Regions from separate parts of the Homo sapiens genome. Here regions 1 and 2 are each linked to region 3. The links are chromatin contacts, found by Hi-C or POLR2A ChIA-PET in ENCODE. All regions are on one chromosome and are shown on one strand. Each heading gives the region's core, a stretch centred on a gene start or an enhancer-like site at or near the end of the contact. The rest is flanking DNA. Distances are from core to core; before and after follow the strand shown. Region 1 has its middle 63 kb from the start of TNIK. Region 2 has its middle 20 kb from the start of TNIK. Region 3 overlaps TNIK (TRAF2 and NCK interacting kinase).

Region 1 (3,489 bases), core at 233-2,732, 180 kb before region 3:
CAAACAAATGCTAGAGTGATTATTTTTCAAACCTCAAATCAGAACACTTACTTCTATAATGAAAGGAGTAGTTGTGAGGCTATTGAGAAAGGATACTTTCAATCCTTATGGTACTGGAAAAGTCTGGGTCTTTTTCTGTAATTCCTCCTCAGTTCTTTCCTGCCTCTGTGTCACCATGTTTTCTGCCTAGAAGCATCCTTTACGTCCTCATTCTCCTCACTCCCATTACCCAGCCTATTGATAGTCCATGTGTTTGCCCAGGCCTGGATCTAATGCACACTCTCCACTGTATGGTTCAATTTCTCTGTACCGTATGCTCTCAAGTCACTTCCAAAATCCTTTATATATTTTCCTTGCATTAAAGAAGTGTGTATGTGTGTGCATATGTGTTTTATTTACCTTTAAGTTCCTCTTAGCATCTAGTTATAATAAACTATTCCTGTGTCTGTTTTGTAATAAGCACTCCTATTACCTCACTTCATTCTCACAGCAAACATCTCATATATTATTGCCATTTTACAATTGAGGAAATTACATCTCATGATGGCTAAGTAATTTGCCCAGATTCACATGGTTAGAAAATGATGGGCCTGGAATTCAAACCCAGGTATCTGTGGCATCAGAGTTCCGCAGCTGGGCGCGGTGGCTCAGGCCTGTAATCCCAGCACTTTGGGAGGCCGAGGCGGGTGGATCATGAGACCAGAAGATCGAGACCATCCTGACTAATAAGGCGAAACCCCGTCTCTACTAAAAGTACAAAAAATTAGCTGAGCATGGTGGCGGGAGGCTGTATTCCCACCTACTCGGGAGGCTGAGGCAGGAGAATGGCCTGAACCCGGGAGGCGGAGCTTGCAGTGAGCCGAGATCGCGCCACTGCACTCCAGCCTGGGCGACAGAGCAAGACTCCGTCTCAAGAGAAAAAAGAGTTCTGCACACACAGGAAGTGCTGAAAATACGGTCTTTTCAAAAATTGCATCGAATCAGTTGCACCAAAAGAGAAGGGAATCATTCTGCAAAAGACGTTAGAATGGAGAAAATTAGTGGCCTGATATTTTTTTTTCATAACAAGGAAGATACCAAACAATTGATTAGATTTCAAAGGTCATTGTGGATAAAGTATGTGGAAAATGAATGAGAGCAGAGAATTAAAAAAAATAATAAAAGCTTTGTTCAAAATGCATTTCCTGTCTCCTTTATCAGACGTGGACCTTTCCCCTTCTGCTGCTTGCTGGGCAGTTGCTCAGATATCACGGCACACACTGAGTCACACACTGAGTCAGCAGCAGCAGCAGCAGCAGCAGCAGCAGCAGTGTTCTGCTCTTTCAGCAGACCACCACAGGGTGCAGGCCATCACCTTAAGGGCCCCATGGGCCCTGGGCTCATCCCCACACCATCCACTTATCTACCTCCACGTCACATACCTATCCCCAGAGAGAGCTGTCACCTTGGATACAAAATGACCTTCCACCGAAGAGGACCAGACAGCAAAACTTACGCTGCTCCATGTGAAGTGTTCTGGGAAAAAAGGCCAATTGTAAAGGGACAGCAAGTCTTAAGTGTCCTTGGAAAATGTTCTCTGTCTCCTCTTGGCGTAGGAAAGGGCCCAAGCTTTTCTTCCCGGCAGAGACTGAAATGGGGAGCGGTATCACAGTTATTACTGCCATTAATATTAATGTACGGATCCCACTTCTCTCACCCATCTTGATGACCTTATAATGGGTTCATTGCAGGTCTGTCTAGTCTAAGGCTTCCAGAGTGAAATTGCTTCATCAAATTTGGACTTTCTTGATGAGATGCCTCTGGCTTCCTTGTGTGATCAGTTCTCATGAAGTTGAAAGCAGGCTGCTATTCCATTTTAATTTCTTTTTCTTTTTTCTCCTCCCCCTTAGGGATTTTGGATAAAAGAGTTTATTAGCTGGCTTGACTGGCTTGTCTTCCCAAAGCCTGAAACCATACTTCAAACTTAGCTGAGGCCCTTTCTTTGTGAGCATGCCAGTTAGGGAAGCACAGGACAGCAGGTGTAAACTCTGTTCAAGTCATCTTTCCTGCACAAAGTTTGAGAACAAACCCCACTAGGCGAGCAAGTGATGTTCCCAACAGCAGAAAACACTGAGAGAATGATCAGTTTCATAGTCTGAATGCAATTCCACAATCTATTTTCCACAATTCTAAAGTCCAAAAATCTCTGAAAAAAATGCTTCTTTTTTAAAAAAAAGCTTCATTAGTTCATCTAGTCCCAACAAAAAATTTTTCTTTTGTTTTGCTTATAGATCTGTAGCAAGCTCATTTGGCAATAAACTCTGAAACTATTCATAATCTGTACAATCTTTATCTCATTTAGTATGAATATTTACATGTTATGCTGCAAAAATTACTATGTTTAATTATAAGGTGTTCCCTGATGGAATGTATGTGTGTGTGTTCAAATATTTATCTGGAATATTCTAAATTTCAAAATACATACATCTGCAAGAATTATAGGTAAGGAATTGTGTAGACCCATAGTATAAAAAAGAATATCCATTTCACTTGGGCAGTTCTTTAAAAATTATAAAAAATCTCTCCTTAATGCCTGTATCAGCCAGGGTTCTCTAGAGGGACAGAACTAATAGGATATATGTATACATGAAAGGGAGTTTATTAAGGAGAACTGACTCACACGATCACACGGTAAAGTCCCACATAGGCCGTCTGCAAGTTAAGGAGCAAGGAAGCCAGTGGGTGGATCAGTCCAAGTCCCAAAACCTCAAAAGGAGGGAAGCTGACAGTTCAGGCTTCAGTCTGTGGCCAAAGACTGGAGATCCTTTGGCAAACCATTGATTTAAGTCCAAGAGTCCAAAAGCTGAAGAACTTGGAGTCTGATGCTCGAGGGCAGGAAGCATCCAACATGGGAGAAAGATGAAGGCTGTAAGACTCAGTGAGTCTGCTCTTCCATCTTCTCCTGCCTGCTTTATTCTAGCCACACTGGCAGCTGATTAGATGGTGCCCACCCAAATTGAGGGTGGGTCTGCCTCCCCTAGTCCACTGACTCAAATATTAATTTCCTTTGTCAACACCCTCACAGACACACCCAGGAACAATACTTTGCATCCTTCAATCCAATCAAGTTGACACTCAATATTAACTATCACAATGACTTCATGAAAGGTTTTATCTCACCTCTATGTCCATGACATTTCTATTTCTTTCTTTCACTGGGTTGGAACTTGCTTGCTGGCTTAAGAAAAGCCACTTTATTGTCATGAAACCGTCCTAGACTATGAGGTGGGAGGCCTGGAAAAAATCAGGCCTTTAAACTTTAAACTTCAGTTTCCTCATTTGTGAAATGTGAATGAAAATTCCAGTCTTGAATTTCTTCCAGGGCAGGTTTGAGACTCAAATTGGAAGACTCTTTGAAATGAGAAACCACCATAAAAGTATCAGATATAATTATCAAAGCCAAGCCACATGATTATTCAATTGATGTCCTTTACAAAATTCTTCCTGATT
Region 2 (3,868 bases), core at 412-2,911, 130 kb before region 3:
TTTCCTCAACTATATAGTGGAAATAATAATACCAACCAACTGTGGAGATTAAATTGAGCATGTAAATAAGGAGTCTGATAGAAGAGACACATTTAGAAAATGGTAATTATTATTACTTCTGCTACTACTACTATTATTATTATTATGAACAAAGAACACAGGGTGAGGACCAATGCAGCATAAGAGACACAAAGGCTGAAACACACGCCGGGCGTGGTGGCTCAAGCCTGTAATCCCAGCACACTGGGAGGCCGAGGTGGGCGGATCACCTGAGGTTGGGAGTTAGAGACCAGCCTGACCAACATGGAGAAACCCTGTCTCTACTAAAAATACAAAAAATTAGCCAGGCGTGGTGGCGCATGCCTGTAATCCCAGCTACTCGGGAGGCTGAGGCAGGAGAATCACTAGAACCCAGGAGGTGGAGGTTGTGGTGAGCCGGGATCGCACCATTGTGCTCCAGCCTGGGCAACAAGAGCGAAACTCTGTCTCAAAAAACAAACAAACAAACAAACAAACAAAAAAACCACACACTAGAAAGTGGGCACAGAATCGTTGTGGAGAGATTGTCTGTGTTAATAATTTGATCATTCTAAGGCATTGAGGACTGTTTAAATTCAATTCCAGCTATCAACGAGGTAAAATGTGTTTTAAAAATAAATATGGAGAAAAATAGAAATTTTCATGGAGAAGTGAGGGGAGCAGATCACTTCTCAAAGACTGTAGAGAGACTTTACAGACCTCACGGGTAGAATCTCAGCCTTAGAATTAGGAATTATAGCAACAGCTAACTTGGCTAACCATCCCCCTGGGCCAGTACTCTTACAGACATTATCTCATTTATTCCACTTGATAATACCATGAGATAAATGCTATTATATCCCCGTTTTTCTAAATAAGAAAATAAATACTTCGAAGACTTAAGTAACCTTCCCAAAGTCATACGGCTGGAAAGGGGCTGCCTCAATCCCAAGCATGTGGTCTGCCAAGAAAGGGAGGTGCTGGCAAGGAGGAAGGAATGACAACCAAGAGGAATCTTGAAGAGGAAAGGGGTAACCTGTGGTCATTCCATTTAGATGGCCTCATCCAAGACTGTGACCTTCACACCTCCCAGCTGCATTCCCAATGTGTTCCCTGTGTACCCAACTCCAGGGGCACCATTCACAGATAGTACACTGTGAGTAGCGGCAAAGCAGCTGCCTGCTGCCATCATGTCATCATAGGTAGCAAAGTGGCTTATGAAAAGAAGATTGCAAGGTAAGTGTGTGTAGTGGGTACTGGGACAAAAAGAAAAATTGGAAAGGGATTCTGGGGAATGTGATAAGGAGTGAACTAGAAATAAATGAAGGATCAGGTGGCAGCACTCCACTGAGGTCAGGAACAGGGAAAGATACAGGGTTCGCTTCATCAGGAAGGGAAGGAAAAGGGAACTTTGGTTTAGAGACTTTAGGAGAGATACAAAGCATCCCTTAACAGTTCTAGGACTCTTAGAACAGGGAGAGAGAGGGCTGGGAGTTCTGTGTGAGAAGGGACTGAGAAGGTGGAAGGAAGAAAGCCACAGAAAAACCGTGCCCACTGCATAGTTTCACCAGACTATTTCTGAGCTTTTTTGTTGTTGTTGTAGATGGTGAGGTGGAAAAGAAAACAGGTTAGTGATTGGTCCTTTTACTTAAAAAAGAAATACTCAGGAAGTTTTGATGACTCAGTAATGAAAGTGATAATGTTTTTGAAGTGTGAAGCATGTAAGATGAATTTTTTTGTAGTTGTTTTTTGTTTAAATTGGAAATGGGGCTATTTTTCCACCTATGAAAGATATATTTCAATTATGGAAGATGATATTTCTACCCACAAGTCAGTTTGGCAACAATGCATTGGATTTCACCTTTGATTTTGTTTTTTTGGGTTTTTTGAGACCATGTTTCGCTCCTGTCACCCAGGCTGGAGTGCAATGGTGTGATTTCAGCTCACTGCAACCACCGCCTCCTGGGTTCAAGAGATTCTCCTGCCTCAGCCTCCCGAGTACCTGGGATTACAGGCACCCGCCACCACGCCTGGCTAATTTTTTGTATTCTTAGTGGAGACGGGTTTCACTATGTTGGCCAGGCTGGTCACAAATTCCTGACCTCAGGTGATCCACCCACCTCAACCTCCCAAAGTGCTAGGTTTACAGGCGTGAGCCACCGCGCCTGGCCCTTGCCTTTGATTTTGGATGGCCAGGCTCTAAATGTTTCAACCGACCTCTGGTGGTTATTCTCCTGGTATGCCCACTACAGTATAGATGTGCAGTCTCCACCAACTCACCAAATGACTGACTGACAGACAGGACCAGTCTCAAAACCCTATATTAAGGTTTAGTCCCCAGCTAAAGTTATAATAATATTTTTAAATTACGGTAAACCCAATAACCATATCTGAAATTTCTCAGAAATTCTAAAATAGCTTTTAAAAAGATCTTAAAATGGAAGATGAATCAATTCAAATACATTTGAGAAGACCTATTCACGGTGGCTTAAAATCCAATATTTGCATTCATGGTGAAATTCTTAAGCACTTTTCTGATGAACGTTAATGGGATTAAAGCTTGTTCTGGAAATCATTTACTGACCTATCCAACTGACTACTAGTCAAGGATTGAGTGAACTTTAGACGTTCTGTCTTTTTCAATCTGTCCTATATTGAGTATCTTACCAGTCTCTTTTTCTATAAAATAAAGCAGTGAATATTTGAATGAACTTGTTAGGGGCCTTTTTTCTTGCATGATATAAAAGCATTGTGGTAATAAAACTTCCATATATGTTCATAATTAAATGATCAGAAAAGTTTTCTTAAATAGCACGTAACAAAAATAATAATGATTCTTTAAATATCATCTAATACCAGGTCATATTTGTATTTGTTGCTGTATTCAGGTTATCACTAAGCTTACTAAAATTCAGGAATCACAGGCCTCTGTTATACAGAAACTCAATAAGGTAATAACAAGCTTTGGCTCTTTTCCTAAAATAGGAAAATCAACATCCATGATAAAGGCAAGAACGTCTTAATCCATGAGCTCTAAACTTTTTTTTTTTTTTTTTGAGACAGAGTCTCCCTCTTGTCGCCCAGGTCAGAGTGCAGTGGCACGATCTCAGCTCCACCTCCCGGGTTCAAGTGATTCTCCTCCCTCAGCCTCCCAAGTAGCTGAGATTTCAGGCACCCACCAACACATCCAGCTAATTTTTGTATTTCTAGTAGAGACAGGGTTTCACCATGTTGGCCAGGCTGGTCTCGAACTCCTGACCTCAGATGATCCACCGGCCTCAGCCTCCCAAAGTGCTGGAATTACAGGCATGAGCCACCACGCCTGGCCCACGAGCTGTAAAGTTTTCTTAGTTTTGGAATACTTTTGATAATTTTGAAGCTGTGGACCATCTTCCTCAGAAAAATGCACATATGCAGACATCAAAAATGTCCACAATTTCAGGGGGGTTCATGGAGCACTTGAAGATCATGTGAGGGTCTAGGACTCTGGTTAAGAACACATGCTTTAAATGTTCCTTCTCAGTTGGTTGCTCTGCTGCTGTTACTAAACAAGAAGGACGCCATCAACAGGACTTGCACAGGCCGGTCGCAGTGGCTCACGCCTGTAATCCCAGCAATTTGGGAGGCTGAGGTGGGCAGATTACTTGAGGTCAGGAGTTCAAGACCAGCCTGGCCAATATGGCAAAAATCTGTCTAAAAATACAAAAATTAGCAAGGTGTGGTGGCACACACCTGTCATCCCAGCTACTTGGGTGGCTGAAGCATGAGAATCCGCTCCTTGGAGGCGGAGGTTGCAGCCTAGGTGACAGAGCAAGACTCTGTCTCAGAAAACAAAGAAAAACAGTTTGAT
Region 3 (3,529 bases), core at 571-3,070:
TGTGTCAAATTTGTGTTGAGCTAGAATAAACAATCTAATTGTGTGACACTGCCTCTTGGGAATCAGGAGTCAGCTTCTTCCTCACCCTGAAGTGATTAGTTTATGCCCTGGAGCTGTCTGACCCTTGTAAAATTATCCCAGCTGGTAGGACTGCAGTGGCTGATCTCATTTTTCTGTGAATGTCTTATTCTTGTGGGAATCTTTATCAATCATCTGCCTCTCTTTGTACAATACAAGAGTTATTGTAGGATTGTTTCATGGGCTAGTAAAAGGAGGTGCTTTGTACCAACCAACAAATATTTCTTGCTCTCTTGCCAGTGTGAACCACTAATTCTGAAAAATATGATATGTGATTTAAAATATAAATAAGCACTCAGACCACTATCCAAAATTTCTAATTTTCCCAGTAGATTGGTGGTGGAAGTTCTGGTCATGTTTTACTGTTTTTCTTGAGAGATGAAGGTAGTTGATGATCTATATGGAAACTTTTTTGGGTGTTATAGCTGAGAGTCTGAATCCTAGTATTTCTAGGATTCTAGGATATCACTAGTTTTCAGCCATTCAGCAATACCAACCTCTTTTTTTTTTTCCAAGTTCATCCTAGAACTTGCAGTCTTTTTGCTTAATATTTTTCATTAAAGTATTTTATTTACTTAAATTTTTCAAAAAGAAAATTCGTTGCTACCGTAAATGAGAAACTCAATATTTTCAGCTATATTTAAAAATATAGTACATACTTTTTAAATTAAAATATTTGCCCTTGTCTCACTAAATCATGTTGGTATTTGGACCACTATACTTTAAGAAATAACACTTTCATTTGTGTTTGAGGCTTACCAGCATAGCAGAGGAGAGGGACTCAAACACAAATGAAAGCACTACCCGGTGCTGTAGTATGACTGTTGTAGGCCCTCCCCATTTTTGCCTCCGTGGGCCCCTTTCTCCAAGAAAAATAAAACAACAAAAAGTTAAAAATTAGGCTTTATAACCTCATTGGTGTAAGACAAATATTATATGTTAAAACATTTTCTTTGGCCTAAGAATTAGTTTTTATCTTCTAATTTTAAAATAAGAATAATTTTTTGTTGACTGCAAAAAGTACTGTAGGCTCTAGGTCCTGTGCTGTCTGCATCTAATGGATACGTTCGTTGGCCTGTAACCACCCCATCCTCTTCAAGAGATCTAAAGGCTTCACTCGGTGGTGGTGTGGAAACCACAAAAATGAAATGTATTTGGAATCTTCTGTTATATCCTTAAAATTTAGATGGATTCTCTTTATGCCACATGATAATCATTGTTGCGTCAGTTTAAAATTATGTTAATGAAATTACTATAGAAAGGTTGACTTAAACAAAATCTATGGTTTCCTGCTGCTGTAATACTTGGCATAGAGCTGAGTGCCCCAGGGAGTACTTGTGCTCTGGTTTGGAAGCACAGGCATGAGGCATGTTAAAGTAGAAAAGCTTTTCTTTTTTTCCTTTTAAACTTGTGCTCAAGAGAAGAAATTGGGTTTATAATGGATTTACTTGTTGTCAAAAACAAACTATAGATATCATCCTAGCACTGTGGCTACCATGCACAGACAACCTTAACAGTGAATAAGTAAGTCCATGCAGATTCTTTAGAAGATGGTAGAAGAATCTACACAGCACTATTTGGTTTCAAGCTCATTTGTAAGTCTTCTTTTCTTAGAGCCTAGTGAGTGATTTACACTCTCTTAGCTATTTCTAGCAAAGAGGAAGAACAGTCACTCTTGATGAGTGACTAAAACTGCTGCTTTTACCTCCTTTTTAAGAAGTCACTTCCCTAGGTTTCCTTGGTATTAAGAGGGGGATGGCTTTCCCCTTTTGTCCTCTCATTACTCTCTTATCTAGGACAGGCTATTATAAAAGCTTTTTGTTTGTGAGATCAGTTCTGATTTCTAACTTCCCCACTCAAACCGAAATACCACACTTGAAGTTCCCCCAAATTGCTGCTGCTCCGATGACTCCTGGGTATTGTACGCTAAATTCAAGGATCTTTATTTAGGTTCTTTGCTCTCTTGAAAAGAAAATCCTAATGAGTCACCCAGTTTGCTGATTGCTTTGTAGGTGTGACCAGTTAAATGCAATGATAGTGGAGTTGAAATAGAAGAAGTCATTTGGGCTAGCTCATTTATCCTGAATCTAATGTAGCCTGTTGGCTTCTCTTTACTTGTGTGTGTGTGTGTGTGTGTGTGTGTGTGATAGGCACTTCTCAGCTGAGGGCCAGCTCTGCAGGCACTTAGGACTTGTATACCAGGCATCTAGATGCTACTTAGAACTAGCTTGGCTGTCAAAGAGAAGAGAGTGTGCTCTATGTGTTTGGTGCCTGAGCTAGGGTTTTGTCATTTTTCTTTTCTTTTTTTTTTTTTTTCAGCAAATGAACCAGTGAGTGAAGGGCATTATCACAACTCCAAGAACCAACTAGGAGTCACCCATGACATCATCTCCTGAATTTCATCACCAAGCCCAGCTGATCCTATTTCCTAAATGGTTCCTGATTTCTCTCTTCTGTTTTCTGTCTCTGCCACCACTGTCCTAGCACAGGCATTGCACATCTCTCATATGAACGCCTGCAGGACTGTCCCTTGATGTTATCCTTGCAGCCCCTACATTCCTACTGTGCAGCCAGTAAAGTCATATTAAAATGCTTATTTGATCATGTCTCTCTCCTGTTTAAAACCTTTTGAATGATTTCCCATGTGATCAAGAGTAAACTTAGCCTACAAGGCCCAGGATGATCTGAACACAACCTTCTTCTTAGTGCTGTTCTTTCTCACTCTCTGGGATCCAGACATACTGCTTTCTCTTTACACAGAAAACCTAATTTGCTTCCTCCTGCCTCAAGACCTTTGCACATTCCTGCTCCTGGAATGTTCTTCTCCTGTTATTAACTCCATGTCACTTTCTCACAAAACTGTTCTTCATCCTCCAGAAGATCCCAGGCCCCGTTTGGGCTTTCATACCCCCGGCACATTCTGGTGGGGTGCTAAACTCAGATTATAGTGATACACATTGGTTGAATAATATATTTATCAGACTATAAGCTCCATGAGGCCAGAGACTTGTCTACTTTGCTTACCACAGTATTCCCAGTAACTAGCACAGACCTACCAAAGACTGGCTGCTCAATAATTTAAAGAATAAGTAGAGTGCAGTGCAAGGATGACATGCGCAAGGTGTATATGAATAAATAAGGAATCATACTTACATATCCAAGTCATCAGAAAATGTTTAATTATGGACCATATCTTTAATAGGGCACAAGGTTACATAATACAGCTTCAGTGATTTTTCTTCAAAAATCATAAAATCAGTGTAGAGACTTGAAGGCATTTATCTACAGTGACTCAATTCTGCATAGATTGTTAAGCTTTTAGAGTAATTAATGATCAACCACGCCAAGCAGAGTCTGACTGCAGTGCCCTTCTTCCTGCTGTTTCATCTGCCTGTGATCCTCTTCTCCAGACACCTCTGTTGCTTGTTCCTTCACTTTCTCCAGGTCTCTA

The links. Hi-C counts contacts between places; a loop is a spot of excess contacts on that map. ChIA-PET counts read pairs that join two places held with the same protein, here RNA polymerase II (POLR2A). Pooled maps may share reads with other maps.
Region 1: a loop to region 3 is called in a map of endothelial cell of hepatic sinusoid, with 5 times the contacts of the local background. The contact joins two enhancer-like sites. A Hi-C loop is called at or near these places in 2 of 168 maps with a recorded cell type or tissue (Calu3 and endothelial cell of hepatic sinusoid) and 1 of 50 pooled maps. POLR2A ChIA-PET finds 5 or more read pairs at or near these places in 1 of 52 experiments (RWPE1).
Region 2: a loop to region 3 is called in a pooled map, with 2.6 times the contacts of the local background. The contact joins two enhancer-like sites. A Hi-C loop is called at or near these places in 2 of 50 pooled maps. POLR2A ChIA-PET finds 5 or more read pairs at or near these places in 4 of 52 experiments (CD4-positive, alpha-beta T cell, CD8-positive, alpha-beta memory T cell, WTC11 and 1 more).

Annotation. Positions count from the first base shown.
Region 1 is chr3:171,522,109-171,525,597 of GRCh38, reverse strand. No RefSeq gene overlaps it. Among named protein-coding and RNA genes, the nearest start is that of TNIK, 63 kb to the right of the region's middle. Within about 2 kb of position 1,482, at least 3 of the 41 ENCODE cell types and tissues checked have a DNase peak (open chromatin) inside an H3K27ac peak, as active enhancers do.
Region 2 is chr3:171,478,489-171,482,356 of GRCh38, reverse strand. No RefSeq gene overlaps it. Among named protein-coding and RNA genes, the nearest start is that of TNIK, 20 kb to the right of the region's middle. Within about 2 kb of position 1,661, at least 4 of the 41 ENCODE cell types and tissues checked have a DNase peak (open chromatin) inside an H3K27ac peak, as active enhancers do.
Region 3 is chr3:171,346,087-171,349,615 of GRCh38, reverse strand. The region is part of intron 2 of TNIK (TRAF2 and NCK interacting kinase); the gene reads left to right. Among named protein-coding and RNA genes, the nearest start is that of TNIK, 110 kb to the left of the region's middle. RefSeq lists an enhancer at 2,082-2,131. Within about 2 kb of position 1,820, at least 5 of the 41 ENCODE cell types and tissues checked have a DNase peak (open chromatin) inside an H3K27ac peak, as active enhancers do.